2 separate regions of the Homo sapiens genome follow, and region 2 is linked to region 1. A link is an interaction called in ENCODE POLR2A ChIA-PET data of the cell type or tissue named here. Cell type or tissue: MCF 10A. All regions are shown on one strand. Each heading gives the region's core, and the rest is flanking DNA. Links, peaks and the distances in the headings are about the cores only.

What was found. ChIA-PET counts read pairs that join two places held together with the same protein. Peaks named below come from ENCODE experiments on the same cell type or tissue, not always from the same donor. Only the 100,000 strongest peaks of a DNase experiment are listed, where the experiment ranks them.
Region 2: POLR2A ChIA-PET joins it to region 1 with 17 read pairs; 5 of 35 experiments call an interaction of 5 or more read pairs at or near these places.

The regions. Positions count from the first base shown.
Region 1 is chr3:99,893,427-99,909,641 of GRCh38, reverse strand. All of the region lies in intron 1 of CMSS1 (cms1 ribosomal small subunit homolog), which reads right to left. The region is part of intron 4 of FILIP1L (filamin A interacting protein 1 like); the gene reads left to right. The region is part of intron 1 of LOC105374010 (a long non-coding RNA gene); the gene reads right to left. Among named protein-coding and RNA genes, the nearest start is that of MIR3921, 63 kb to the left of the region's middle. In MCF 10A, for the core only: no CTCF peak of the experiment used is centred there; a DNase peak (open chromatin) is centred at 8,181.
Region 2 is chr3:99,958,160-99,974,374 of GRCh38, reverse strand. All of the region lies in intron 1 of CMSS1 (cms1 ribosomal small subunit homolog), which reads right to left. The region is part of intron 1 of FILIP1L (filamin A interacting protein 1 like); the gene reads left to right. MIR3921 (microRNA 3921) reads left to right here and starts at 9,977; the gene lies at 9,977-10,061. All of the region lies in intron 1 of LOC105374010 (a long non-coding RNA gene), which reads right to left. In MCF 10A, for the core only: no CTCF peak of the experiment used is centred there; a DNase peak (open chromatin) is centred at 9,134.

The sequences.
Region 1 (16,215 bases), core at 4,661-12,660:
TATTAGCAGTATTATTATTTCTTTATGCAAAGATTTTTCAAGTAAATCTACTCATTCTCTTACTCTAGAGAGTTTCTGCTTCACCTAAAAGAAATCTTGCCCTTGCCATGAATGATTATGTCTGCAGGAAAATTTGACTTTTCATTATTCACAAATTTGTTAACAAGTAACTATTGTACAAGGGGTGGCTCTAACTCCTTTTGATACCATGACTCCACCCACACCCCAGACCCCCTCACCTGACCCAAGGCTTCCACATCATTCCTACATGGATATATATGAAACATACACAAGCACATGGTACAGTGTATACACACAATCAAAATTCAATTTATTTTGCAGGTAGCACCACCAAACCCTAGCTCAGAGTACCTCTGCTCCATTTTCTGTTTGGTATTGGATCAGACAGAAAATTAATTTTATGAGAAGAGGCCAGAACTTGAAACAGGTGTCTCCCTGCATGTCTTTCACCCATAGCCTCAACTTGAAGCTCCTAAATTATGACACTTTAGCCATCTACTTGTTCAAGAAATGCTGCACTAGAACATTTGGTTCTTACATTTTCCAGGTAAGCATTCCTTTGATGGCCTGTGCACACACACATGCACACACAAAGGTTCTCCAATAATTTTTTTAAGTATAGAGTTGTTAACTGGTAAATTATTCACAAAGAGTAAATGGGGTCAGAGTAATCTCACACAGAATTTTAACTAAATCCCTGAAGCTAATTAAGATTCCCATTAAAAGAAAGAACACACACACACACACAATAGGAATTTTTTTTTGTAGATGGTAGATTCTATTTTGTATATTCTATACAAAAAATACAAAGAAAGGTCTCTTGTAAATAACTTGATAATTAGTGATAATAACAATTACATTTAATTAAATATTTACTGTCAAACACTGTGCTAAGCACAGTAGATTATCTCATTTAATCCTCCTAACAACCTTTTAAAGGAGGTAATATTATTGTCCACATAATATTCAGATAATCACCCTGAAGAAGCTCAAAGACAGTAACTTTCCCAAGATCACACTGCTAGTAACTGGAGAGGAGAATTAGGCCTCAAGGACTCTCATATCTGAGCTCTTAACACTTCTTTGCCAGTGGTTCCCAAACCTAAGTGATCATCATTATTGCCTGGGGAGACACTTAAAAGTATAGATTCCTGGGCCCAACCCCAAACATACTGAATGAGAATCTCCAACAGTGGAACTTGCAGATAGGAACATAATGGTATTTCAAATATGGTTCAAATGTTCTTTTAAGATGCCAAGAGAACACGAGTGAAGCCAGTTGTCACATAGTTGTCTAAGTCAAATCATCTGCCTTCAATAGAAAATAGCATCTCTTTTTCCACATATACCTCTTCTCACTTTATAATAGAAAGGTCTTATTTGCTAAAAGGTCAAATTAGGTAATGGACATACTATGTCAGCAATTTGTACTGACATATCCAGCTGCATGGGCTATGTTATGGAAGATGAAAGTGATACAGCACAGAAATTCTGCTGATTCAGAACTGCCGAGTTAGAACTTCACTGACAGAGAAGACACAAAAACAATTGGACAGTTTAAAAATCCTTGGCCATGCTCATTGCATGACCAGATCAATATTTACAAATATTCAATACACAGTTTCAGTACCTGAAAAATTTACTTATCATCTAGTTCATTTATTCATTCATTTCAAAATGCTTACTGAGTTCCTTCCATGTGCCAGGCACTGGATCACACATATGGCCCTTGCCCTCAGGAGGAGAAAAGCATTCAGGTGGTGGAAAAAGAGGTGATCACTGATTAGGGGATCAGGAATGGCTTGATCTCCTAATGGATCCAGATAGCATTAGCGTTGCACATTAAAAGACAGACATAGTTCAGACAAGGAGAAAAAGAGAAGGGAACACAAAAATCATTATAGGTGGACTTAATAGCATAAGGGAAGGGGATTAGGGCAAAAAGAGCAATCAAATTCAGGAAAAAGCAAGGAATATGGTTTGGCTTAAGTACACATAATGTGAAAAAACAGTGGAAGCTATGGGTGCAATGTTATGTTCAGCAAAGAGCTGCAGATGTCAAAATAAAGGGGTACGCCAGGTGCGTTGGCTCACGTCTGTAATCCCAGCACTTTGGGAGGCCGAGGCGGGTGGATCATGAGGTCAGGAGATCAAGACCATCCTGGCTAACATGGTGAAACCCTGTCTCTACTAAAAATACAAAAAATTAGTTGGGCGTGGTGGTGGGCGCCTGTAGTCCCAGCTGTTGGGGAGGCTGAGGCAGGAGAATGGCATGAACCCGGGAGGTGGAGCTTGCAGTGAGCTGAGATTGCGCCACTGCACTCCAGCCTGGGCAACAGAGTGAGACTCTGTCTCAAAAAAAATAAAAAAGAAAATTAAAAGGGTAATAGGTAGTTAAGATAACTATTCCACACCATTCCATCAGCACTATGATAACGTGACAAAGTATTAAGAGTACAAGAAGCTGAAGATCTGAGTTGAAGGGCTGCTTCCAGTATATGCTAACCAACTCTGTGTATTTGTTGAAGTCTAAATAACAGTAAGAGTCCCAAAAATATGTTTATTTAGGTTTAAATATACTCTAATTATTCAAACAAGTTTTAAATTATCTAAACATTATTTAAATAAACTTAAATATTATTTAAATAAACTTAAAAGTCGTTCTGCTCCATGAAACCATTCAGAGTTGTCTTCATCCACATGATCAATACTGAAACTCTACCATATCTCTGTTATAGGGCATGGTAGGGAGTTAGGGCATGGGTGGGGAAAATGGCAAAATACATGAAAAGTGTCTTGCTTTCAAGTTAGGGATGACCATCTCTTCTACTTATAGTTCAATGATCCAATCCAAACTCACATAGCCACTTCTCAGTACTGGAAAAGCTAGAAATGTCTGGTTGGGCAGCCATATACCCAGGAAGAGGGGGACAATTAAAGTTTTGAGGAAAACTCAGTCTGCCACAATCTTAGTGCAAACCACTTAACCTTTCTGTGTTTCAGTTTTATCTTCATGACCTTGAAGAAGTTAAAAATTTCTTGAAAAGAACATAAAGTCACCAATCATAAAAGGTTAAAAAAGTAAGACTTTATTGAAATAAATAAGTTATGTTAATCAAAATACAACAACAGGATGAAAAGGCAAGTTACAGATTGGGAGAAGATATTTGCTTATGTATAACCAACAAAAGACTCACATACAGAATATATGAACAACTCCTATAAACCAATAATTTAATAAAAAATAAGACTGACAACCCAATATAAAAGAAACAGACTTGAAGGGGCCTTAAAGAGAATATGCAAATAAGCATGTGAAAGGGAGTTTCAACATTATAAATCATCAGGGAAATACAAATTAAATTTACAACGAGGGAGTACTACAGCCCTACCAGAAAGGCTAATATTTATTTACTTATTTAGAGACAAGGTCTTGGCCCTGTCACCCAGGGTGGATGGAGTACAGTGGTGCGATCTCCGCTCACTGCAACCTCTGCCTCCTGGGCTCAAGCGATCCTCCCACCTCAGCCCCCGCAGGTAGCTGGGACCACAGGCATGCACCACCATGCCCAGCTAATGTTTGTATTTTTTGTAGAGACAGGGTTTCTCCATGTTTTCTAGGCTGGCCTTGAACTTCTAAGTTCAAGTGATCTGCCTGCCTCAGCCTCCCAAACTGCTGGGACTACAAGCATGAGCCACTGCGCCTGGCCAGAAAGGCTAAATAAAAAGATATTACCAAATGTTAAAGAAGTGAAGCAACTAGAGTTTGCATACATTTCTGATGGCAATGTAAATTCCATTTATATGAAGTTGCATTTCCATTAATATGAGAGTCCACATGCATGCAGTCCAAAACAGACAGAATTAATCTACAGTAATAGACATCAAATGGTGGCAACCTCTCAGTAAGAAAGTGGATATCAACTGGAATGTGCCACAAAGGAGGCTAGTGGCAGAGTTGGAAATATTCTATAACTTAATCTGGATAGAGACTATATAGTACACACATATGTAAAAGTGTATCAATCTGTATGCTTAATATTTGTGCACATTTAGTAAAAATAAATTATACCTCAATAAACGAGAAAAATGGAGAAATAATGATTATGCTATAAGATGTAAAATGGAGTATGTTACATGTTCTAAAGATGCAAGACATACAAAGACTAGACCAGCAATTGCTGTGGGCCCTGATGACAAGAAGATTAGTCCTAGTAAGAGCAATTAGAAGACTGGTAGAGGACAAGAGAGTTTGGCTTTGGAATCCTGTGGTTGAGGAACTGGTGAGATATCTAGGAGTAAGTGCACACATGGGACTAGATGGAACTCAGGCCAGCAGTGGTGAAGGTAAAAATTTGGGAGTTTCAGCACAGAAGGGAAGTTGAAACAGTAGTAGATGATAGTCCCAGGGGAGAAATACTGTGGAAAGCAAAGAGTTGGCCTGTCCTGGCAAATGCCTACATTCAAAGGGGGATAAGCTATCTAGGAAGGTAGACAAGAAGCAGTCTATGAAACAGAAAGAGAACTTGGAAAGACCAGTGGGAGTCACCAGGCAGTCAACTATGTTAACTGGCATGGAGCAGTGGCAGAGGATGAAGTCAGAGTGAAGGCTTTTGGATCTGAGGATGCCACCAATGACCTCTGAGAGAACAATTTCTTCAGAATGGTAGACACTGAAACCTGACTTCAAGGACCCAAAGAAGGTGGTGAGGATGTAGACGTAAAGAGTGTAATAATACTCCTTCAAGAGGTTTGCCAAGGACTGGTAGGAAAGAGAGAGGCTGGTCACTTGTAGAAACAGTGAAATTAGGGGGAAAAGCCAACTGAGATTGAAGATTCTAGAGCAAAAGAGGATGGATAGAACGAAGTCTCGCAGAAGAGAAGTGGGTGTGGGAGGCAAGAAGGAGGTAGTTGCTACAGTGATAATGGGGTAAAATTAGCATGAATCTAAAATTGACTGGAAGGCAATAAGCAGCCATAAAGAAAAGTAAAAACAAACAAACAAAAAAACAAAAAAAAGAGAAAAGTAAGGAAACCTCAAGGCTTACTATGTTTGAAATAAAAAGATGTCAAAATAACAAGAATTAATGTTTGGAAGGCTCTTTGACCTCATTTTAATGGAATATCCTATTCTAAAGAAGCATAGTAAATATATTTTTAAAAAGCTCTATTTTAATTTGATAATTCAAAAATGCTAGGGCTGAAAACACTGCCTTCATAGAAACCAAATAAATTTTTGCCAGGCAGATTCTACTACTGAAAATGGTTACAAATACTTGATTGGATAGCAATGTTTTCTCTCCCTACTGAAAGATCTCTTCCAAGATTAGGAACAAAAATACTAGCAAATGATGAAAATAAAATAAGCACATTCTAATGGTGAAACAATCTGGCCTATGGCCCTTATAGACCTTTGTTTATTGTAATGAAAGCCATACACTTATCATTAAGAGCAATAATAACAAAAACATTCATCACACTCACTATTGCCAGAAATGTAAAGTGCTTGTCTGAAAATTGGGCAGCTTAAACCAGGTAAGCAGATTTTAAGGTCCAATCAGATTCTGAAATAGGAGTGTTTGCTTAGAAAAACAAGATGCATATCTCAACAGTTACTCTTCCTGGCCAGAGATCTTGCTTAACTCAATTAGCTTGGGCTTGTTTCTATTACTTGAAGCCATATTTTTCTATTACCAAATGAAGAGTTTTTTATTTAGGACAAATGAGTACCATTAAATGAAGCAGCAGGGGACGACAGCTCTATTATTTCTTATTTCTGCCTCAGAAATAAGAAAAGAGCATTGTGTAGTTTTCTATATGAAGCATCTTAGTAAAAAAAGACACACTTTTTTGGGGGCCACGTCACTGATCCAACCAGCCCAGGGTCCCAGTTTCTCATGGTAGCTACAAGGATGTTGTGTAGGGTCCTGTTAAGATGCAAGCTTAAAAAATGAATTACTCCTAACAGCCAATTTTTGGAATCATCCATAAATCTATCAAAATTCTTCTAAACCTACTTTTTTTTTGGTCCACCTAACCCATATGGAAAATTCTTTAAAACATGCATACATGGCCGGGCGCGGTGGCTCACGCCTGTAATCCCAGCACTTTGGGAGGCCGAGGCAGGTGGATCACGAGGTCAGGGGTTCGAGACCAGCCTGACCAACATGGTGAAACCCCGTCTCTACTAAAAATACAAAAATTAGCTGGGTGTGGTGGCAGGCGCCTGTAATCCCAGCTACTCAGGAGGCTGAGGCAGGAGAATTGCTTGAACCCGGGAGGCGGAGGTTGCAGTGAGCTGAGATCACGCCACTGCACTCCAGCCTGGGTGACAGAGCGAGATTCCGTCTCAAAAAAAAAAACATGCATATGTGTATACATATACACACATGTATGAATACACACAGATTTATGACGTGCCAGCTACTGTTTTAAGTGCTTCTCTCTTAAACTTTAATCCTCATAACAACCCTATGAGAGAGTTACTATTATAAGCAGCATTTTGCAGATGAAGAAACTGAGGCCTGAGATGATAAATAAGGTACCTAGGGACACAAAAGTATAAATGGGCAGGAAAGGAATTAAACCCAGAAGTTTGACCATTTGTTTATATCCTTAATCATGAAACCTCAGATTCTAACAGTTCTAGGTTTAGGTGAACAGGAGTATTTGTCCTGCCACACTGCTTATGATTTTATAGATTTTAGTTGCTTTAAATAAATCACTTTCATAGATTTTTTTCCTCTTTAATCTATCAATTTATCATCTAAATTTCAGACTATCTTCACATGGAAGTTACCCCATTACCATTCTGTCTGTGTAACCTCCAAATTCTGTTAAACCTTTTCCATGACAGGCAACTAGAATAGTAGAAAGCATAACATGGATATGCCTGATTTTTAATAAAAAATAAGATCACACTATTGATTTAGTGTGAATCTCTTCCTGACAAGCATTTTGTTGACTTGTTAATCTTTTTGGTTGTCCAGTGTCTACTGGTAACAATGGACTATAATCCAAGGTTTCTTCCCTGGATCAAAACTATAGTTTTCAGATATAGTTTGAATTACTACCCTTCACACCATTTCCTCAGAATGAGCTGACAGCTAGATACCCTTATATATCAAGATAACTTCCTATTACCATGCCATAGAATCAGAAGGTATTTCATTTTCACTACCTTTTTTCATGTCCTCCCATGGAAATGCATCTGAGAAACTGCTTCTTGTAAAACATGAGCAAATGAGAATGAGTTGAATATCTGTTCAATTCAGTTCAATTCAACAGATATCTATTCAGCACTGACTCTTTCCCAGGTGCTGGGTGTAATAGAAACTGTTATGAGTAACCTCATACTTTTGGTTGTCAAGAGACCATGCCCCCAAATTCCTACTCAAAAAAATGTCACATGGTACTAAGAATGTCTCGAATACTAAGAGTCAGTTACACTAATTTTATTGTCCTCCACAAATGTCTAATATAACATCATGAATATTTCTATTACTTAGGAGGTCAGTGAAAGCAAGCCAATCATTTAAATATTTTGTCTCTAAAAAATAAAACATAGTTGGCTTAACACTGATTCTTGTAAGACCTCATATATTACTGGCAGATTATAGGAAATTAATGAAAAAAACACTCTGTGTTTTGTTTTGTTTATTGGCATCATTATCAGCAACACATATTTTGTGTACCTACTACACAAAAAACATTATGCTGAGCTCTACTAGGGACAAGGCAGGTGGTACCACTCACAAAAAAATCAAATGTATAAATCTTAAAAATGTGTGTGTATGTGTGTGTGTTGAGACTCTTCCTAACCTAGCTGGAATCTGTGCTATTTATCAACAAGATAATGCAGAGAAAAATACCTTACCCATTACTTACATCCCGTCCAGAGTTAATAAAGGAAAAATCACTTGGCTGAGAGTAGAGTTACACAACTTGATTATGCAAAGAGACTGAACTTTGACTATTTAGCTTTAGAATACACATCGCTGATATTTAAGCAGTGTAAACTATGTAATATTATTGTCAGCACAAATCATAGGCCTTGATGTACAGTGAGCTTTCCCGACGAACATCTGGCTAATAGCCAAGCAAAAGTACATAATTTGAAACACTCAATCAGTTTCATTCTGAGGCATTTTGTTCAGTGTTTAATAGCTTCTCCAGGGACAGGAAAATTACAAAAGTGCATTGTTTTGACATGAGCTAAAATGAGTCATCGCTTGTCACTACATTTTTGAGGATTTGGCATTAATCTTCTGAGACAACAAACCATAAACATTAGAAATAAATATCAATTTTCCTAAACAGTTTAGTAAAGGGAGACTACTCTTCTCATTGGAGCAATTAAGTTGGCATCTCTAAAGGAAGGTACTATCCTATTTCAACGTGTAGCCATTTTGTTTTTCTAAACAACACTTTCCTGAAGATTTGTAATGACCATCTAAGACCCAATCCTTAAAGCAATACTAAAGCTTACTTGATTTGTATTAAATAACAAGTTAAAAGAATGTTGTATACAGTTTAATCCTTTGGTAAATTCCACACCAAATGTTATCCAGTATTTCCACCCAGTATTCCCTGCCTGCCTTCATAATTATCAATAAGAAGCAAAGCAAACTGGCTTGAGTTTCAACTCCTGGATTCTCCAGGGTCCAGATCCTACTACCATCATGCCCCTTCCCCTCAGGCATACTCTAGGGCCTAGGCCAATTTCATTTTCCTTTAGATCAGTGCTTCTAACACTTTGCTACATGTAAGAATCACCAGAGAAGCTTTTAAAAAACCTGATAACCGGGGCACATCAATTAGGTCAGAATCTCTGAGGCTGAAACAGCAACTGTGCTAAAAGCTCACACCAGGTAGTTCCAACGTGCAGCTCAGTTTGAGTATCAGCACTTAAGACTTGCGTGGAAAAGAAGAAAGAGGGAAGATTACACAATGATCAGCCCATTTGGTACTTTATGGAAGTTCTGATGAATATTAAGTGTGTGAAGAAATGGTTGGAACAAATAACTTTTATGAAATTACACCTTAGTTATAACATAGGGCTAAAGGTATGGCATTTGGGGCCAAACTTCCTTGGTTTGAAATCTTGTCTATGGCCATACCACCCTGAACGCACTCTATCTCATCTGAAATCTGGTTATTTATGACCTCTTAGAGACTCAGTTTCTTCATCTATTCAATGGGGATAACCCTTATAGGGCTGCTGTAAAGATTAAATGAATTAATTTATATCAATATAAAGGGTTAAAAATAGTGTTTAACATACAAGAAGCACCAGGTATGTGTTAGTTGTTATTAATATCCTCATCATCACCATCTTTGTTTTTTGCACCTCATCAATGTAGATGAGTTGAATATTCTGTCTCAAACTCAAGGAGGTTGAGTGGTTTTGACTTCCATCCTGTAGTCATAAATTTTACTAATGATATCACCATTATATATAATATTTTTAATTTTTAAATTAATTCATCCAATACATATTTACTGAATACCTGCTATGTGTGAAACACTGTTCTAGATATGTATTACATACTAACTTTTCAAATCGCTTTCACATACATTTATATTTATTTCATCCTAAAGTCCTGACAAGTTGGTTCTGACCTCAGAATTATACGATTTCAAAGATCCAGTAGAACCAGAACACCGTATTTAGCACCTTAGGAATGTACTAGTAACAGCTAACTAGTTAAGCCCTACTCTAAGCACTTAAAGTTTGTAACTCATTTAAATATAACAACCCTATGAGGAAGGTACTCTCACCATTCCCATTTTACAGATGAGAAAACGGTGGCACAGAGAAGTTATGCAATTCAACATGCAAACCCAGGGAGTCTGGTTCATCACCCTGGGAGTTAATGTGCATTAAGAAAAGATGCCCTGAAGGTGGACCATAATGGAATCACAATCAAGGAGGTGGGAGTCCAAAGCATCTATCATAACAATTTCAGGAACAGTGTACTTTATGTCAGATTCCTAGTACTTTGTCCTAGAAATAGTTTGCTGAAGAATGCAATAGGGGTTAGGAAACTGCTAGAAAAAAGCAACAACAGCAATCACAACAGCTACCATTTAGATCTCACAAAAAAACTAAATCCTTTATATACAATAACTTGTTTAGTTGTGTCATTAATATAATTCATGGAAAACTTTGTAAAAAGATTTAGGTAGAATAATTTCCAATATGATCTTAAAATATGAGATTTCCATTTTTAACTCTAGTGCATTAGTTATGCTCATTAAGGCTAAAGGAATGCATCATAATAAGAAATGACCAAAACACCCATAAAGTGTAATAACTTGGTATTGGAAACCAAAAATCTGCTTTTGAAAATTATAACCAAGTGTCCTGTTCAAAATAAAACTGAGCAGACTCTTTATATGATGCAAAATAAAGATCAACGAACATCAGAAACTACATTCTTTTAAAAGATATTTTTAGATAAAAAGAAATGAGTTCCCAGTTTAAGTCTCTAAATAAATGCACACATAAAATCTCCATCTAATATAATCAAAGCACATTCACTGTAGCTGTCTTTGAGGTCCTAATAAGGAGGAATAACCACATTTTTTTTTCAGTATGTGTGTTCCAGCCTTCTCAGGTGATGAAACTAGCAACAGAAATTTGATTGGTATTAATAAGTATCTAATAAGAGAGTAGTTTGAAATAAAGCTAAACTTCGATTAGAGCTTCAGAGTCAGTGTTCATGCAATATACCTCATTCAATTGTACCTTCTTCTGGTATTCATATGTAATAGTTCAAGCCTTATTAAAACAAAGCAAAAACAAAACTGCTAGGATGATGTGAAAAATGCACTTTTTTTTTTTTTTTTTTTTTAGATGGAGTCTAGCTCTGCTGCCGAGGCTGGAGTGCAATGGCATGATCTTGGCTCACTGCAATCTCTGCCTCCTGGGTTCAAGTGATTCTCCTGCCTCAGCATTCCAAGTAGCTGGGATTACAGGCACCCGCCATCATGCCCAGCTAGTTTTTGTATTTTTGTAGAGACAGAGTTTCACCATGTTGGCCAGGCTAGTCTTGAACCCCTGACCTCAGGTGATCCACCCACCTCGGCCTCCCAAAGTGCTGGGATAACAGGCATGAGCCAACGCGCTTGACTTGCACATATATTTTTAATGTGTGAGTGGGTGCATGTCATAATTCCAGATGGAAATTTGTCACCACAAAACATAATTTTTATTTAGCTGATCTTTCCAGGTTTCTATTTATAATGGAATGAAAAGATGAAGTTGGGCTTATGAATCAAGACAAACACAGGCCCTGGTCATTGTGTAATTCCATATAGTATAATTTGTTTGCAATCTTTCATTCCATACACCTACAATACAGCTCTAAAAATAATGCTACCTACAATATAAAGATATACTTTTTTTCCAAATAACCTTCAAAAATGTCAAAATATGCAACAAAAATATTGTATCATATCTAAACCCTCAAATAAGCTACATTTAAACCAAGCCTGCCTGCTTTTGAAAGTTTCCTTGAGAGTCTAATAACTTAGATAAGCCTATTTAAAAATAAATACATTCTGACGACTAACTGGAGAAAAAAAAACCAATGTGAGAAAATTAAATGTAACATTGGTATGAGGAATCAGAATTGGAGGTAGGATATCTTTTCTTAATAGAGTTGGTTCTCAATTATTCATGGTGACGAGAAACATGGAAAACTTCATTTAACTATGAACACTGGACATATTCGTGGTCATTTGTTTTACCACATATATTTCAGCAGAAAGCTTTGACACACTATAGGAGATTCTCTGTAGTGGAGTTCTCTTACAGAATCCCTCTATGATCACCATCATCCATCCTGGACATCCCCATCTGGTCAAGGTAAAATATGAGATAGTGGTATGACAAAAAATATAATAAACTAACCAGCTCAGAACCTCATTGCTTCCCAAATCTCAAAAACACAATTTTGGTTTTCTACTTTCAGTATTCTGGATTTCTCCTCAAATACACGATACCCCAGCACTCCATCATAAGGCATCCCATTGTCTTGGCAATAATATTAAGCCTTAGAGAATATAGACTACTCAAGATCTAAAAAAATAACTAGTAAAGAAAATTCAAAATTTGGTGTCAGGCAAATGAACACAAATTAGTTGAGGTATATAATGGCAAACTTTCACTTGTTTTTCTTAGCTTTGTTTTGAGCTGTATTTACTGTCAAAGGTATAGAACAAGTAAGCCAACTTTTTTTTTTTTTGAGACAAAGTCTAGCTCTTGTCCCCCAGGCTGGAGTGCAATGGTGCAATCTCGGCTCCCTGCAACCTCCTCCCGCGGAGGCCTCCTGGGTTCGAGCGATTCTCCTGCCCCAGTCTCCCAAGTAGCTGGGATTACAGGTGTGCACCACAACACCCGGTTAATTTTTGTATTTTTAGTAGAGATTGGGTTTCACTATGTTGGCTAGGCTGGTCTCGAACTTCTGGCCTCAAGTGATCTGCCCACCTCTGCCTCCCAAAATGCTGGGATTACAGGCGTGAGCCACCATGCTTGGCCAAAAGTTGACAATATTCTTAATCACAATCATTTCTATGCAAAGAAAGAAAAAAAAATTTGTTCTGAGAAACAAATCATTCTCTCTAGCACTTTTCTCCAATTGGCCATAATTAAATTTTGCGACTGAAAATACATTTTCTATTTATTAGCCATGTATGACAGGTGAGTGGAAATGGACTTCAGCACCCGTTGTATACACTGATTTGTTATGAAAATTATTTTTTCAAAGAAAATCACTGTGCTTTCAATTTATTAGTAGGCAACATTGCTTATGAATATATTGTGGAACAAAAACCGTTAAACCCTAGTCCTCTGGAACCTTATAGAATCTCAAAACTCTACTGAACAAAGGTTCGGTTGCTATGGCAACAAATGAATCAACACTATCATTGTAGAATTATAATTTAAATGAAGAGCACTCCAGAAGATAGTAATTTGGTGCCTGTTCCTTTGTTCTTAGCCCATCAAAATAGTTGTTGTTAACTACTTCCTCTCTTTTTGTTCTTACTACTTTAATAAAGGGTCCTATTTCCTGACTACGTTCTCTTTTGGGAACCTTTCTCTCAAAGGACTCTGTATGAAGCCTCAGTAGCTTAAGGTGACTACCATTCATGAAAAAAACCAAAATCCCCAAAGCCTAGAAAATATATACACTTCACACACAGAAATGCTGTACTAATGGGGCATGCAGACTGTTTAAAATGAAACAGCCTCTCTCTAGAAAAGCATACCAATTATGTGGCTAACATTAGGGCAACAAATTTTCCCTTGCCTTCCTTTTGCATATGCCTGTCATTTTCCTCCTATAGTTTCCATTCACTGTTTCAAACATATGTTGCCACTTATTTGCCAGGAAAGGAATCTCTGACCTACTCCCTTTATGTATCATGAAATAGCAGACGGAATGGAGCCAGTGAGAGCACCATTAGCAGTTATTCACACTTCTGTTTTCCCTTAACTTCCTTTTTTTTTTCTAAAAGTTTATTCCACATATGTGAAGAAGGATGTGTAATCACAAAGACATCCATGACTCATGCTTTATAATATGGAACCGTGGCAGTTCCCTGCAGAAGCAAATGGTTCCCTCCTCCAGTGAGCCACATGTCTCCTCTACAAAAAGACTATCTTTACAGCTTAGAGCTTGACCAAACATAGATGATGGGTTCCTTTGTCCAGCCCTGACCAAACATCAACATTGTTTTCTTTTCTAGCAATCACTGCTAGAGTTTAGCCAACATTTAACCAGTCTTTTAAGGAGGCACCTATTCTATGGGTGAAGGCTGCTAGGGTATTGTCCTGAGTCAACAGAAAACTTGATGGAGAGTAGTTAAAAGGAAGAGGTTTTCCATCAAAGATGAAGGAGATTAAGGAAGACAACATGTGGAAGTGTGGTATTACATGTACAGTGATAAGAAATGAATGTTTATTTCGATCTGCACTGATTATCCCCTTTTGGTATACGAAAACCAATCTATAGGTTAAAAAAAATTACCATGGGTTCATAGTTATGCTATTGTGAACTAAGTTCCCTAAACTATATCTAGCAAACACCACCAGGAACTTGGCCTCTTCTGCAAAAGGAGATCAGCCAAAAAATAAGCTCTTGCCCATGAGCGGAAGGAAATACAGTACCTTGAATAAGCCACAAATATTACCATTCATATGTTATGGGATACATAGTAAAAAAAAAAAAAAAAAAGTCCTGCTGACTGAAAGCTCACTAAATATATGAGACCAACTGCAAAGCTAGTTGGATTATGATTCATTCTTTAAAGAGGGATGTTTTCAGCTTTTCCAGCAGTGAACATGGGTGACTGCAAGTTGCCTAAAAGAACATGCTATCATGCTTGAACCTGAGACAGCTAAGAATAAAATATAGTTAAGTTTAACCATCCTGGCCACTATATATATATAAGCATTCTCTGGGTTATGAACACCTGAGTTGTGAACATTCTCTCTATATAAAAAGCCAGCCTACACCCTGTTCGAAGGATGGCACCTGGAGGGCAAGAGTATTTCCAGAGCTACTTTTCTTCAGGTTAGTTGGCCTGAGGCTGCCATGGATGTGACAGGGAGGTATTCACCTGGAATCCAAAGTGGGAACCTGGAACACATTTGTTAATTAAATATCATGTTTCGTGTAACACATAGGGTCCCAGCTAGTCCACAAAAAGCTAGCTGACCTAAATATAGCTTGAACTCTATACGTTTGCAAGAATATTGTTCTCTACTCCGTACTGTAATAATAGGAGTACATATAAACCTTGTGAATTATGCTATTATTGTGCTACAAAATCACCATACTATCACAGTTACCTAAATGGAGTTTTCAGCTTTATTATGGGTTGAGTAAGCTTCCTTGTGCTAGTCTGGGAATCAACTCCATAATTAATAATATCGTTTTTATGAGGAAATATCTTGAAACAGTCTTTCTGCAAGATAGTAAACTTCCTACATTTAAAAAATTAAAGTATTCACTTTCCTCCTTGCTGTAAGAAAGCAAATTGCCCTAAGATCTAAATTCAGAGTAAATTCAGCATTATCCTACATTTCTTCCATGAGCAAAAGAAATAATAAGCAACACAGACTTTAGAAGTATCAAAAAACCAACCCAAAACAAAAAGGTGACAACTAAAAGTGGAAACAAGAAAATAGCACACCAGCACACAAAGCTAATGGGGCCAGTGAATCCACCTCTGGCCAGACCTGGCACCAGACTAGCTCCTGTTAGGCACCCACAACAGATGAACAAATGGGGCAGATCTTCACCTGAACTCCTAAGTGCCACCTTCTCTTACACCTTTTCAGATACAGATCTTCTCCCTTAGCACTGAAAGAGTATTTTATTTATGTATCTTATGCAATCTACTTAGTTTTTAACCATCCTATCTCCTTTTCTATTAATACCTCTCCAACCAACTCCTAGCTGTAATTGTCTTAAAGCAGGAGATTTGTCTTACTTTCTGCAATATCACAAAAAAACTTTGAGTATCATAGCAGAGAGGAAAGAAAATTTACTGAAGCTATTATATGCTGGTTCTATGTTAACTGGCCTTCCTCCTCCAAAATGTATCTCACTTAACATAGCAGGTCCTTAATAAATGAATACTGAATATCTTGACACCCAGCTTCAAAAAGAAGAAAACTGTAGAGCAACTCACAGAAATATTTGTGGATTTGGCAAAGGGGGAGCCAGATTTTTTACCTTCAAAACGTCTTGGGTTGGGGTGGAGGGAAGTAAAACCTAAAGATATTTTTAAGTATCTCTATATTTGATAAAGGGATGCTGGCAAACAAAAATCATTCTCAATCAGCATGAAACTATTTCTGCTCATCACAGAAAAATAAATTATCTGTAGAGTATAAATGATTTGAGATTAAAGCAATTGAAGATTACTTTAAAATAGCTAACTTTAAAGGAATTAGCTATCTGCTTTTGTCAAACAAATGATGTAATTCTTAGATACCTACATGATAGTAAAAAGATCCATAAAACCTCATACCTTAAAAAACCAAAATCTAGTCTTAGATTGAGAAGACTTCAAATTCTATAAAATGAACAATAATATTTGTTACTGTTACTAAATGCCTATTAAAAAATGTCTAGATGCCGGCTGGGCGAGGTGGCTCAAGCCTGTAATCCCAGCACT
Region 2 (16,215 bases), core at 4,154-12,153, 65 kb before region 1:
GTCAACAAGGTAAGAAATGGGCTTTACTAAACTTACAAAGAAAAATCCTGTTGTGATCCCTTCTAAAAACTGCAGGTCCAAACCATAATAAATCAACCCGTGCTTGAAAGCACGAACTGTATATACTGGCACCCTATTCAGCTAAGATAAAAACGACAAGTCCTTCAATGATAAATTGTCCTCTCCATGTTATCCAATGGAAATACTCATATTGTCCAATACCTACAAGCAATTAGAAGGATTTAGTTTAACTTTCAAATTAAAAGACCATTAAAAAGAAACATAGTTCCCCAGTCTGCCTCTGAAAAATATTCAGAAAACCTTCTTGTTCTTAAACTTGGAAGGAATTGGTACTTAGTCTCAGATTTCCTTTTATCACACAGCAATTCAGCCAGCTATTTGGAACTGTGGGTTACAGGAAACAGTGGGATAAAACAGAAAACAATGCAAGATCTTTGAAAAGTTATTTATCAATTATATATTGTCTATCAAGAACACCTAAAACTTAGAGCAACCATCCCTCCACCCACCACCAACAACAAACACCAGGCCTAGGAATAGAGGTATTTAACATCTAACATGATACCTGCATCCCAATCTCTGCCTTCATTATAAAGCTACCCAAACTGGGGGAAAAAAGTGAGCTTAAATAGGTTTTTGAGTGCAGATCCATTTATTTTTCATCAAGTTTGAAGTGTGTTTATTATTCTTCTTACAGAAGTGGTTTTCCTCCTCAATCTATTTACTTACCTATAGGATGTGAGTATAAATTCTATAAGATCTGAAGGGAGGATGTTGATAACTTTCATGAAATAAAGCAACATTAGTTTTCTACCAATAAAACCTGGCAATAAAGCTTAAACTTTCAAAATAAGGAAAAAAAAGACAGAGGAATTTTCATATGTATTTATAACTGCATATTTTAGATTTCTATTTTATATGAATATGTGGTTTGATGTTTAGAAGAGGATTGAATTAATGATCATGAGACAAGAGTCACATAATTAAGGCATTAAAACATACCAGTTTTTGCAATTTTGCATACACACACAGAAAATCAGTGTTCTTATAACATGTATTCTCAAATGAATATTTAAAATTTGTTAACATCCACTAATGAGATCACAAGAAGAGAAAAAAAATTTTTATTCATTTTGTTTATGATGTTTCTATATAATGCTCCTAGTTTTTCAGAGAATTCACTGAGTTTTAAAGCAGATCATAAAATCTAAACCTTGGCTTTTATTATTCAGGTGGCCTCATTTTGCCCTTCATCTTTTTTAATAATTGTCATTCCATCCATTGTTCCTATAGTTCTGCACCTAATTTTGTGAACAGATAAAAGGGGAGCTTTTAGTGGTTTCTGTCCCAAATTCTCTGGCCTATTTCTGCTCTCAGCTTTTATTGCCAAAGGTGTGAAGATCAAAAGATGCTCTTTGCTGATGTGTTTACTTCCTTGTAACAAACCCTCTCACAACAAAGGAGTTCATTATTTACATCTAACATGAAAGAAAAAGTTCCAAAGCCAAAGGCCTGCATCAGACAGATGCCAAGTGATGGAATTTTCTTGCCTCACACTTATGGAAGTTAACATCATTAACACCCAGTTAATCTAAATGTCTTCAAGAGCAAAAAACATATCTTAGGGTAGGGGTAAAGCTCTGGCTTTCCCATGCAGTTCCTTGGCTTTGCCCATGCCTTCAATCTTTCCCAACAGGGTGGTGACATGGGCTCATTTCATAAGCACAGAAAGCTCTCGCGACAGCCCATGGAAACATGAACCGTTATTTACTCTGGAAAGAATGACTGGGAGCAGCTGTGCCCAGCAGCAGACAGCACTAGAGGCAGAAAATGAGGCCGTGTCACCAATCTGTTATTATTATAATAACTAATGGAGAGAAATAAAATGGATTACCAGCACTTACTCAAATGGGGACGGGGACGTTTCCGATGCTGCTGCAAGACAGAGGCTTCTCACGGTTTATGATATCATCAGACTTCTTAATGAATTTACAGTCTAGTAATCCTGCCATGGCATTAGTTTTCCACATGCAAATCCCTGGCATCTAAGTCAATTCGGCAAATGAACAAAACTAGGGTACTCTATTGGGTCAAGTTTATTTCAACCTAAGGGAAAGAGATGACTAGCTTTCTTCCTATTCCCTTATCAAATTTATTAAGCCCATAAAAAGACTGGTTTGAATGACATCTTTCCCCACACTTTGCATATCAGTCTATATTTTTATATGTCTGCAATATCACTACCTTATATCTGTCAGAACCAGGTTCCTCTCAATAATATTCGTACTGATTCACTTAACTGCTTAGTCAAACTATATTATAGATACTTAACCATCTTATCCATTTGCTGACTATACTCCATGTCAGTGTGCTAATTTTATGACTAATCCATGTTTCCCAACAAGACTACATATATCTAGGTCAGCAACCAGGTTTACATAATCCTACCTGTACCAAATCCTACCAAAAGAGTATATAGGTGCTTTTTAGAATGATCTATATCCAGAGGCCCCAACGTCATTATTCATTCATTCATTCAAGCTAGGAACCGACTCTGTTCTCTTTTATGGGAATGGTGTTGCAGGGAGAGGACTCCTTTCAGAAGTTTGAGGTTCCGTGTGTATCCTAGACCCTACCATACAGACTCCTGTGAGTCCACAGTGTGAGGTCCTGATGAAAGCAGGTCTAAAGCCACAGTTCACTCAGGTCTCTGTCCCTATACTCTGGTACCAACTTAGATCAGGGAGTGGCTACAAGACAAAAGCTGATGGAGGAAGTGGGAATTTTGGAAGTGAGGCTTAGAGAGGTTAAGCAATACTAACATATTTTCATCTGCATCTCCTGTGAGACCTCATTCCTGAGTCCCATACCAGTATTTCTACCCAGATTCTACAGACATCTCATATTCAACATGTAGAAAAGAGGACTCCTCATCTCTCCTTTCAAATGGACTTCTTTCCTTGTGTGGTGATCTCACTTATGGGTTCCAGCATCCCATATTCTCTTTTTTTTTTTTTTTTGAGATGGGCTCTGTCACCCAGGCTGGTGGGCAGTGGCACGATCTTGGCTCACTGCAAGCTCCGCGCCCCGGGTTCACGCCATTCTCCTGCCTCAGCCTCCCGAGTAGCTGGGACTACAGGCATCTGCCACCAGGCCCGGCTAATTATTTTTTGTATTTTTAGTAGAGACGGGGTTTCACCATGTTAGCCAGGATGGTCTCGATCTCCTGACCTAGTGATCCGCCCGCCTTGGCCTCCCAAAGTGCTGGGATTACAGGCGTGAGCCACCACGCCCAGCCCCCATATTCTCTTAAGAGACACCAAAACCTGCCAATCCTTGCTGTTAAATATCTTGTGAATACAGCCCCTCCTCTTCAATCACACAGGTAGGAGCACTGCCAAGCCCTATTCCTTCACATGAATGACTGCAACAGCTTCCTAACCCATCTTCCCACCTCTAGTCTTTTTCCCTTTAATTGCATCCACACCAACATTTATCTATAATATCCTCACAACATTTTGCTTCTTAAAATCTTTCTGTGGCTGGCTGTAGCAGATAGTATAATGTTTAAGGTCTTTAGAATGGTAAAAAGTCCTTTGAGGTCTATCGTAGCACGCTCTCTTAAGTACTCTACCTCTCTCCCAGCCCAGTTCATATCCCATATACAGAATGTCTTGTCATTTACTGAATGGTTTTCCTTGCTCTTTTTAAACTCTTGTGACCCTGTACATGCAAGGTCTAGAACTATTTTCCTACTTATCTACTAGTAAACTACAAGGAAAGCAGGGATATGCTAGGTTTCAGTTAGGCAAAATGTAGAGAAAGTGTTCTGCAATTAGGTAGAAGTAGTTTGGGAGTGAAAGCGAACACAAATAGGGTGGGGAAGCACAGAGTATGTGAGAATGAGACTTCAAAACTGACTAGTGAACCACATTCATTTCCTTTACAGCATTTATCTCAGTTATTACATGCTTAAGAGGAGTTTGGTCTCATCCACCTCACACACCAGAAGGCCTGAAGGGCAGTGAGGGTAAGGTGGGCATTCCCTATTCAGAGTGATTGCAGCCTCTAAAGCCAGACTGCCTGGGTCTGAAACTGAGCTCCAAAACTTATCAGATGACTTTGGGCAAATTACTTATTATTTCTATGCCTTCACTTTCTCAGCTGCAAAATGATAACCCATTTCAGAAGGTAGTTGTGAGAATGAATGATTTAATGCACGCAAAGTATGAGGTTGAACCATATGAAATTACTATTTTTATATGTCAAAATACTCAAATATCAACAAGTTTATATGGCTTATCCAAATTTTAAGCCAATGCCTAACTGATTATTCCTTTTTATAATGCTTCTAAACCATTACTCCCTAATGCCTCTGATGTAACAGCCTCATTTGTTGAATTTCATATTATCCAATTATCTTTTCTCATTGATGTCCCCCTGCTAATATCCTGGTCCCTCCATAACACTTATTCATGACTAGGGCACTTGGCAACAATCTTTAACATACCCTTTGTGACAATGAGTGACTTCAGTATCCATCTAGACAAGCCATCCAATAAACTATAAATTCCTCACCTTCTTCATCTCCATGGTCACAGATTTCCAAGGTCAAACCCTGCAACTAATTATCTAGTGGGGCTGCTTCCTATCCATTATGTGAAGATGACCACAATCTCTGATCCTTCCAGGCTCCCCGTGCCTTTGCCCTTACTACCTCTGCTCTCCAATCTCTGGAAAACCATAGTTCCTTGACCTCTTTCCTGGCCTCACTGCTTTACCCAGTTGGGATAGCACGGCTCATTACTTCAACCATTCTTTCACTAATATCTTTAGAATCAATTCAAACGTAGACTTCTGTATTTCTGTGACCAATCTGTTGAGCTCAGCTGGAAAAAAAAGTCAGCTTTCAGATTGACGCAACTATATAAATCTGCAGTCCTCAATCTCAAATAGGCCATCAACGTGGCTCAACCTCCTACTCATTCTTGCTTAGCTTGCTCTTATTTTACTAAGCAATGTTACCAAACTGTCATATTGCTCAAGAGCCCAAACAAGGCTACATCCTTCTCTGCAGATGACATCATTTTCTACTTCAATAAGAGAATTATACATACATTATCCCAATATTGTTCCCCTCCCCTTCTTAGATATGCCTGGACCTGTCCTTGTGCACTTTCTTTCAATGACAGGATGAGGTATTCTTACTCCAGGTCAAGATCCTGCCCTGCCCTCCACACATGGCCCCCCTTTTCAGCACTCCCAGGACCGAGCTCCATTAATTATCCCCTTTACTTCCTAAATCTTTAAATTCTCAGTGCCTATTTACTCTTTCCTCTAAGCCCAGAAACCCATTTAAATCTTTTATCAAATGAATTTTTTTTTCTTTTTGCTTCTTGAACCTGGGTTGCACCCCAGAAACCATACCCTTCCTTCTCTTCTAAGGCAAGTGACTTGAAAGAGAGGTTTGTGCTAACCCTTCTCAACTTTCTTACCCTACCCATTTACTTTAAAACAAGACACAATGTCATTCTGCCCTGGCCACTGGACTGAAACTTCTCTGATGAGACACCAGTGAACTCCATAATGCCACACCTGAGGAAAATGTATCAATTCTCTCCTCTCATTTTTTCTTATTTCTCTGTTTTTTCCTTTCCAGTCTCCCTCATGGGTTCCTTGTCTTTTGTTTGCTTCTTAAATGTCTGTATTACTCAAGGCTTCACCCATGGTAATTTGTTCATTCTATATATTCTCCTTGTGCAATTTCATTTGCTCTTGATTTTAAACACCACTGATATGGGGTGACTTCCAAATCTGTATTTCCAGCCCAGATTACCTCCCATCACCTTCCATGTTTATTTACCTGGATAGCCTGCCTGCAAGGACTTAAACCCAACATATCATTCAGTCTTTTTTTTTTTTTTCCCCCAAAAACATAGTTTTTCAGGACCTACTTCATACTACTATTCAACAGTAAACAAGACAGCAAAACAGGTCCTTTATCTTAATCCCTGTTTCTCACTCGTACCCCTAAGTACAATTTAGGCTACAATAAGACCAAACTTTCTGTAGTTTGCCATTTTTTTGTTCAAAGAAGGTTAAACACTGAGGGCGTATGAACATACTACTCTCCCAGCCTGGAATTCCCTTCCCATGTTCTTTTCAATTCTTAAGACTTTAGGAGAAGTCTCATCCTCCAAGGTACCTTCCCTAAATTGCCACGTAAGGCTAGGTGCCCTTGATCACTGCCTTTACTAGAATGTGCTAAAACTATCTCTTTGTACATGTTTTCCCCAAGGATCCCTAAGGCAGAGATTGTATCTCTCTGTGAACAGCATACTGCTTGGTACATGAGTAATACATGTTTGAGATTGCCCAAGTAGATGTGCTGAAGTACTGTGATGCTTTTCTGACACTCCCACATACCGTTGCACTTATCTATTTGTAAATCCTACTCCTTCTCCTTGCTAATACCAGGTTAACTTTCCTGAGCATGTTGTGTCTCTTTCATTCTCCACATCACTCAAAATCATGTATATAAAAGGCACTCAAGGAGTATTGGTTGAATTGAGGTGAAATAAACAGATAAAACACTCCACATCTACATTTCTATTTCTGGGATCCATTAGTGTCATTCTGTAGCTCTGAGCTAAGATTTCTCAGGTGTCTTTCAGCTACTACCAAGGCCCAAAGAACGTTATCAAAAAATGTCCAGACTGTTCTTCAATCTCTGCATGTGTCGTGAGAGACCATTCCAATTGCATATGTGGGATTTCCCATCCAGGTGTAGGGACTCACCATATTCCTCAATTCACAAAACAAGGAGCCAGGAGGGGACTCTTAGTGGAACAAAAAATTCAGTTGACCCACTGGATCACTATGTACCATATTTCTTCCTGCAATGCATTAAATTCAGGCTCTTATGGCCTAAGTTCATTTCCAAAAAGTGAACACTTCTATTTACTCTTCACGAGAAGCTTCTCTCTCAATGCATGTAAAGTGCTTTGAGCTCTCTGTGAAAGGAATGATGTAAACACAAGGCATTATTACCAACACTATCCTCTAAATAACCTCATGAGGTAAGTATTAATATCAGAGGGACTATTATTTTACAGGCAGAGAAATCAGCTGATTTGCTCAAAGTCAGAGGTGGGGCTAAGAGCCAAGAACACATTCCAAGAGTCCTTTGCTTATTATATCCATTGCCAGACCTAATCCAAGCTTTTCAGAAAGTTCTTCTTAGAGTGTGAAGAGAGTCTGAGAACTTTATCCTTTCTTTTTCAGACTGTTCTTGCCCCATATCCTTTCCCTCTCTTATCATTTCTTCTCAATAGGGATCCAAAAGAGAATGCAATGATCACCTAACAGCCATCCAATCCCCCACCTGTATAGCATGTGGGGCAGTACAGAGGTTCAGTCAGGCATACTCCATCTATTTTCACCCAGACTTTACAATCCAGGCTGCTCGGAGTTCTGCCAGCTTGAGTTAGTTCAGTTCGAGTAAATCTCTAAGTCGTTCAAGTACGGCATGCTCTGTTGAATTAATTTTCTTCAGTTACGTCTTGTATACGTGGCCCATATAACTTTACAGAGATCCTGCTCACCAAATGATTTTTCAAATCTGACACACTACATTTATTAGAATGATTCTATTTTCATCCACCTAGTTTTAAAATCTGCTAGAGTTTGAAGGTTGAAAATGCCATGTAAATGTGGCATCTTAAATCAAACTGTATATACAGAGCGAAGGGTTCTGAGTAACAGTAATAATAGTTGTCCTACTTGTTGAATGTTTATAAAGTTAATTGTTAGTGATGAGTGAACTCAGTCTAAGTCTCCGTACTATTTTGACGGGGCTCTGCACAAAAACAATCATTTCTGGGGAAGGAGAAATCTTCTAGACTGAATTATATCTAGTTCTAACCTCTAAAACTATATATAGCCGAAAAAAAAAATCTATCCATCAATTTTCTGGAAGGGTTCAGGCTTCAGATGGAGCAGTGGGGCTATGAAAGAAACAGAAAGGAAGGGCTACTGGTGGTGGAGGCTGCTTTGCCCCAGGAGATCTGCCTGGAGTTGACCATTTCAACTTCCAGCCATGACAAGCTCCCATGCCCAGCCTCTGCAGCCTGCTTAGGTTCCTTCCCAAACTCCTCCCAAGTTAAGAAACAACTTATCTAAGGAATTACTCACCTACAAGTTGTGAACATTTTATTTACCTTTCCTAAGAGATATTGTGAGAGAGATATCCCTGTAAATATCACTTTCTGTGTTACAACACTGTTGTGCTGTACCCCTATTAACCTCAGCAGGGAAGGCACTAGGTTCAAGAGGCTGAAGAAAAGACCCAGAGGCAGCAAATGAGACATGGGGTTTACTAGGGGCTTACATATGGGGAGAGAGTGGAGAACTGGTGGCAGGCGGGACAGGAGAACTGCCTTATGTACAGAAATGGTCCAGTGGCGGCAGGCTGGACAACATGACTGCATGGCCAGTGGCTGCGGGCTGGGCAGGAAAACTGCAACTGCTTGCAAACAGCATGCAGTTTATAAAGCATTTTCATTTAACACCCTCCCCCTAATGACCTCCATCTGGTAACCTTCATTTAACCTAAAACTCAGGGCCTTAATCCCCAATAAGCCCATGTTCCACAGGATGAGCAGGGGGCTCAGATATTTATCATAGTAAGGAATGAATCTCCGAGTTGGCCATTCCTGGATTCCCTACCTTGGAACACACATTCAGGTGCACTGGCCATACATGGTCATTCTAAGGGTATGCTTAAATTGCTGCTATCAGGTATGTTTACCCTACAAACAAACAAATGAAGAAAAGTATCTGGAAGAAATTCAGAGATAGCTACAAATTTAACATTTATCTCAATTCCAAAGGTCTGGAAAATCAGTCATGACCTTGAAGAACATGCTGGTACATCCACAGAGTACACTACGCCAGAAGCAGCACATGCCATAGCACCTGACTGGGCAACAGAGAGAAATGTGACAGCCTGCACCAGTAAGAACACAGGCCAACCTTTCATTCTTGATAAAAAATTATAAAACTCCCACATATACAAAGAACACAGGAAAGAAAGTCATAAACCACTTGGACTCAAAGGAAAAATACCTGACTCATATATTTGTTTCACAATTTAAGCACATATCCCTCATCTCACAGTGGGGACTAAGTGATATGCTTGGCTAGTAGGATTAACATTGCTTCAGAAAACATTTTCCTGGACCAATGTAATCTTTCAAGGTAATTACTAGAAAATAACACTTGTAAATTTCCTTTAAAACTTTATAAGGTATCATAATTTATTTACAGATACAGCAGTATCTAAGTATATCAGGTACTTCAAGAAATACAATGAAAAGGATCATGTTTCTTTTTGGTTTGAAGAACAATTTTTATACAGAGTCTTAAAGCCTGGGAAACTATTGTATCTGTGCACTATGGGACTGATGTTCAAGTGATCTAATATTAACTTAGGAAAGAGTTTTTCCACAGTTACAGGGAGCATAGTAGATGAGAGGTGTGTGAAGGTATGATCCCCCTTGGGTAGCCTGGAGGTTTCTGGGCATTAGTCTCCTAGGGGACCTCTTTCTTCGGCTGCCCTCCAAAGCCTCCTTTGTTTACCATACTGTTCTAGACAAATATTCCCAGCTTCTCTGTGAGCCATATTGAGAAACAGGTTGGGAAGCTCTAGCTTAGGAAACACATTTCCTTTTGGCCCTAGACACACAGAGAAGATCACTACAAGAACCTGATTCAATGTCAGAGTGATATGGTGCAAAGAACAGAGTGAGGAATGAGATTTGGGTTTTGGCACAGGCTTTCTCACTACCTAGCTCTGAGCCCTGAGCAGATCACTTACCTGTCAGGACCTTGACTGCCTCACTATAATGTAAGTGGTTTGGCCTTGATCCTGTTTAAGGACCCATCCTAAACATCACCTAGCCCAGTACAAGGCATATGGTACTCAAGAGACTTAGAAATCCCTAAGTCTCTGAGTACCATATGCCTTGTACTGGGCTAGGGAGAAACTAGACACAGACACTGTCCCTATTCTCATGGAACCTGTAACCTAGCTAGAGGTAAGATCATTAATCAAGATAAATATTGATAAATAAAAATTAAATCTAACTGAAGCGTAATGGATTTGGAAGATAGAATTATCACTGCTTATAAAAACTCAATGTACTTCCTACTGAGCATATAAGTCTATAGGGTAAATCTGCACCACAGAACGAGTCTATGCCCTCTGTTTTTATTTAATCACATAACAATTATTATGTTCAAATATTCAAACATGGGCTTGAAGATTATAAAGTCATGTGAAATCAGCTTCACCTTGGTTGTACCTGGGAGCTCCTGCCTGGCCTACTGATCATTTTCGTTATGACACATTTTAATTAAGTCATTAACAAATGGATGTGGCTGGGCGCGGTGGCTCACACCTGTAATCCCAGGACTTTGGGAGGCTGAGGCAGGCAGATCACAAGATGAGGAGTTCAAGACCAGCTTGGCCAACATGGTGAAACCCTGTCTCTGCTAAAAATACAAAAATTAGCTGAGCATGGTGGCGTGTGCCTGTAATCCCCAGCTACTCAGGAAGCTGAGACAGGAGAATTGCTCGAACCAGGACCCTGGAGGCGAGGCTGCAGTGAACCGAGATCACGCCACTGCACTCCAGCCTGGGCTACAGAGCGACACTCCGTCTAAAAAAAAAGAAAAAAAAAATGGATGCATATTCAGGTAACACCATCAAGGCAAAGAGGAGTGCTAAAAGTCTTCTCTGACACAAAATGTAAATATCCCGCTCAATCAACATTCTTTCTTATCCTTCTAATACTTTCAAGCAGTTGCTCCCACTTCACTTCTTTTTGGACCCACAGAGACCGTCAGCCCCTTACTTCTGTGCTATATCCTTATATAACAGCCCACTCTTATTTTTACTTCTTTTCCTATATAGCACAGGCTCCACGGATCATGACTTCAAACTTTCTCTTATTTATCTTCATCCCTTCTGTTCCCAAGAAGCACTTACCTGCATATATCCACCACATGGGATCAGTCAACACTAGGGTAAAATCACTGCTAGTGGAAAACCACACACTATTCTGGGGCAACTATACCTTCATGGTTGCTAGCATTAAGTGGCTTGATTTGGAAAGGTTTCCCTAAGAGTAAGAGCATTTCGAACTTTCTCTGGTGCACTGTTATCCTAATTATTTTACCCTCTGTAGGCAGGCTAAACCCTCTTTGACAGTGGCAGAAGGCAGGGAGAGAAACTAAGGCTGCAAGCAACCTCAACGGCTGGTAAAACCCAGGCTAGCTCCTAAAATCCATCAAGAGAGCAATCTCTTCCATGCAGCAATGCCTGTGAGTAACATGTGAAATATGGATGAATACTTGCTTTATTTATCTCGGCCATGAACATTCCAGTGAGTATGTAGTTGTGACCATAAACAGCAGGCTACAGCCATTGTCTTAAGGCACCCTCAGAGTACTTCATCTATGACTTAAATCTTTCCCAATTTGTTCTTAGGGGCTGCAGCCAAATCCTAGCTCTCCCACTTAGCTTTCTAACTTTTGGGAAGTTATTTAAACTAACTGTATCTGAGGATAATACCTACCTCATAGAGTTAATGTGGACATTCTATTTCTTACTGTAACAGGACCAGGCCTACAGTGCTATATGTGTTTGTTGCTGTTGTTGTTGTTATTATTAATTATAATCCTGTGTATAAAAGCCACCAAAGTTTCTCACAGTCATAAGAATGTTAAAACAATATTATCTCTTCCTCTTCTTTCTCCAAACATATTGTTGCTGGAGAAATGGTCATGCTACTGAAAGAGCTATATCTGTCTAACCCTAATGACTGAATATATCCTTTCTCTAACAACAAAAGATAATATACAAAATATTCCAAAACCTAAATGACCTCATGCAGAACCTTTTATGTTGCCCATAGTAATTATGTTCCCAAGAGAACAATAAATATCCTTCCTGATGAGGACTGCCCATCATCTTCCACTCTCCCATCACATGCGACCTCATCTTCCCACTGTTAGCCCTGGTTTCTGCCCTAGCATTTCTGCATCTGTTTTCCCCACTCCTCACCTCCCACTTAGTGCCTCAACCACAATGAACCACCCTCACTTCCCTGAACTCACCACGCATCCCCTCACCTTCAGCCTTTCCAGCAAGCCAGTCCTTCCTGGAATACCTTCCTCTCCTCATTCATCTCGCTTCCTTGGGTAACTCATAGTACTCTTCAGGACTTTGCTTGTGTGGTGTGTCCTGCAGAAAAATTTCCCCGACATCCCTAACCCCCAATCAGCAAGGCTAAATTTGGGGCCCCTATAATAGCCCTTGCCACTCTGCTATTAATAGATCAGAAGTTCCTGAAGGGCAGGAATCACAGACTACTTGGTCCCTCAGTGCTTCCCTAGTTTCTAGCTGTGTCTAATGCATACCCGGTTTGTGCTCTACAAATGTACAAACGAACTATGACATAAGAAAATAGGTTGGCAGACCTAAAGATGTTTGACATCTAGAAAGGGGGAAAGGCAAGATCGGTGTCATTATCTTTAAATATCTACAAATGTCTTGGAAGGAGAAGAATATTCTTAAAAAATTTTTTTTAGACTAAATCACTTATAAAAGAATATTCTAAGTAGCTTCAAAAAGAGGCACCAGGGCCAAAGGTATCGGTTCCCAGGAGCCTTTCCAGCTCCCCAAAATAATATGGCAAAGAATGTCCTAAAATGTAAAACATGGGATACTTTGACCAGTATTCAGCTGCACGTCACTGGATGGGTTCACACATGGGCTGGCAAAATGAACTACATAATGCCTGTCTCCTTGCAAAGTTAAGATTCTGATGAATTAAATTATACTTCTGGGCTCCTGGGTATGCATATATAGCATAAGAGTCATTGTAGATACATAAAGGGATGATCAAAGGTTACATTTTAAGGTATATATATAAGCTTGCCACCCCATGGAGTATTGGGGTTAAAAAAATACTCAGAGGATTTCAAACAAAACAAAACAAAATAATCCAACCCACAAACCCAGCATTCCAACACAGGGGATAACACCTGCAAGAGGCAAGTCCGGATCCCCTCGGGCATTCTCCGCACCACCTCCCTCATCCTGGAAGAGGCAATTTAACTTTACAACTTTCAAGAAACTTCCTATTAGAAGTGGTTTCCAACTTTAGATTTATTGCATTTTCCAAGGTTACGTCATTTGGGCTGTGCATAATCCAGAGGGACTCAAGGGGCACACTGTAAACTGTGACAATAAATATTAACGAATATGTTCCTGATAAAACCTGCGATCTGCACACACGCATGCACACACCCACACAAAAAGGGACTTTTCACCTTATATGGTTACTTTTAAAAATAGACTCTTTTTACATTTCACTTTGTTGGTCTGCCAAACACACAGAGTACATTTACTTTAGAAACACCAATTAAAAATATTAACAACGCAAAAATATATAACCAGAGCTTTAGAGCCAAGGGCACATAAATTAACAGTATTCAATTCAGACAGTAAGTAAACATAAAATCAATAACAGAAAATACTACTTCATACAAAGGAAAGCAAGAACAATAGCCCTGAAAGTGAAAGTGTTCCTCCCCTCAATCCCAGTACCAGGACTCTGGACTCCCCTACTTCTCCCCTACCTTGAGATGTCAATCTAATGATTAGGAAGCAGGTAAAAAGACTGTAGGAGGGAGGGATAGAAGAAGATGCTAAAGAATGATTTGGGCAAGACCTACAGGAGGTGAGGAGGGAGATTATTTCACTTCACGCTGTAATCTTTTATATTCCTAATCAGAATGTTGCTTCTACTAGTGTTCAAAATCTTTGATTTTTCCCCTGTGGGTAGGGACAAACACTTGGGCTGCCTAATTGAGGAGCAGCTGTGGTAAAGAGGGCTGGGCTGGGAGTTACAGTGTTTGATCTGACATCCAGGTTCTGCCACTTAACTTTTTGGAGCCCTCGTTTTCCTCATCTGTAAAATGGGGATCCTAAAACCTACCTCATAGTGTTGTTGAGAGGAATAACAAAAACTAGGTGTGTAAAGGTGGCTACTCTAACTAGAAAAACACACAGAAACTGCCGTTTCCAAGATGTCAAACATCTTGGAGAGAAAAGAACTACTTCTCTCCGGTACTTGGCAGGTTGTGAGCTACCACTAATTTTTCAATGTTAAACTTAACCCAGGTCGGGATGGAGCCAATCGTTATAACATTGAGAGGCATAATGCTATACACACTTTAGACAATTTATAAATGAAGGAGGGAGGCAGGAAAGGAGGAAAGGTGAAAGGAACAGCTAGGCCTAACTCCCATCTTTTTTTCTGCAAGTGACAGATGTTAGCCATCTGAATGCATTGAATGCATCTCCTTTGTACAATGGGAGTGGTCTGAGTTTTAGTCCTACTACACTGAGTGGGCTGGGGGGCTCAGTCAAGAACCATGCTCATAATCTTACTGTTGGGTAATTCTAAAAAAATTACATTAGTACAATCCCTTCCTTTAATTGTTTTCTATACAATTATCCCATGTCCTCTGGGAGCTAATGTGATAATCCAGTGGAGACTCATTATTGCTCTATTTATTGGAGTCTGTTAGAAAATAAGCATCTTTATTACAACTAATTTTGTTCCATCTCTAAAAGGCTATAGCATTTTGGTCTACAGATTACTAAATTCAATTTATCAGACTGCTAAAGAAATTATACACGTGGAAAACTAAGGCTCAGAAAATTGATACAACCCATGTAATGAATTAGAGCTACACACAAATTAAATGACTTAATTCCTCTTCTTTTTAATATTTATATAGAAAATAAAATATTTAAAGTTTGAGGAAAATGGCCAGGCCCGGTGGCTCACGCCTGTAATCCCAGCACTTTGGGAGTCTGAGTCAGGCAGATCACAAGAGGACAGGAGTTCGAGACCAGCCTGGCCAGCATGGCGAAACCCCGCCTCTGCTAAAAATACAAAAATTAGCTGGGCACAGTGCTGCACATCTGTAATCCCAACTACTCAGGAGGCTGAGGCATGAGAATCACTTGTAACCTGGGAGTTGGAGGTTGCAGTGAGCTGAAGTTGTGCCACTATACTCTAACCTGGGCAAGAGAGTGAGACTCTGCCTCAAAAAATAAAATAAAAATAAAGTTTGGGAAAAATGGAAACTACTTGAACATTTACACAATGAATTTTTTTTAAATTACCATCATATCCTGATGTGTTTTCAAATTCTGTTACATTTATAACCTATTTCAATAATTTATCGGATTAAAAAAATGAAGGAACAAATAGTTACCAAGGCATGATAATTTGCTGTTTTTACACACAAGAATCCAGTGGTATAGAGCTCATTATTTCCATTTTAGAGACAAGAAAACTTGCTTAGAGACAACTAATAGCTTCCCACTGCCTAAGTGTAAAGCCAAAATTCTTTAAGATGCCAAACTAGTACAGCTATCTCCAGTTCATTTTGACATCTCCTCTGGTCCCTTCTCTGCCTGTTCCACTACATCACCAGCCTCTCCAAAACCTCAAGCTCTAGCCCCATGATCCACACTGCTGTTCCCTGAAGGAGCCCTGCTGGCTCATGCCTCTATGCCTCACACTGCCTGCTCTGCCCCCAGCTCTCTTCTTCTCCTGCAAGAGTACCAAGATTCAAACCAAGCTTCACTGGAAGTGTATTCTGAAATGTTGTCTAATTCTACTAACCGTAGACCCATGTGACCATTTCCCCGTGGAATTCCTCCTACCCTTCTGTGGCACATACATGTTATAATTCTTGTTGGCTCTCAAATGTCTCCTTTCTTTGCATGGTCCTTGAAAGGTGGGCCTGAGTGCTATGTAAGCACTTTCCTGCTGGGCTCAGTCACACACTGCCCACTGTAGCAGCTTTTTCATGGCTGGCATTAACAGGCCCTAGTTCTCTCTCTTCATGGCTCTGCTCAAGCCGTGGCAGTTAAAAATAGACCCTGGGTGGCTGGTTATTTTCCCTTTCTGTTACTGTTCTCTTAAATTCAAACTAAACCTCCATGTTACCTTCAAATAATAATAATAATAATAATAATAATAATAATAATAATAATAATAATGCATGCAGGGCTTAATACCTAGGTGATGGGTTGATAGCTGCAGC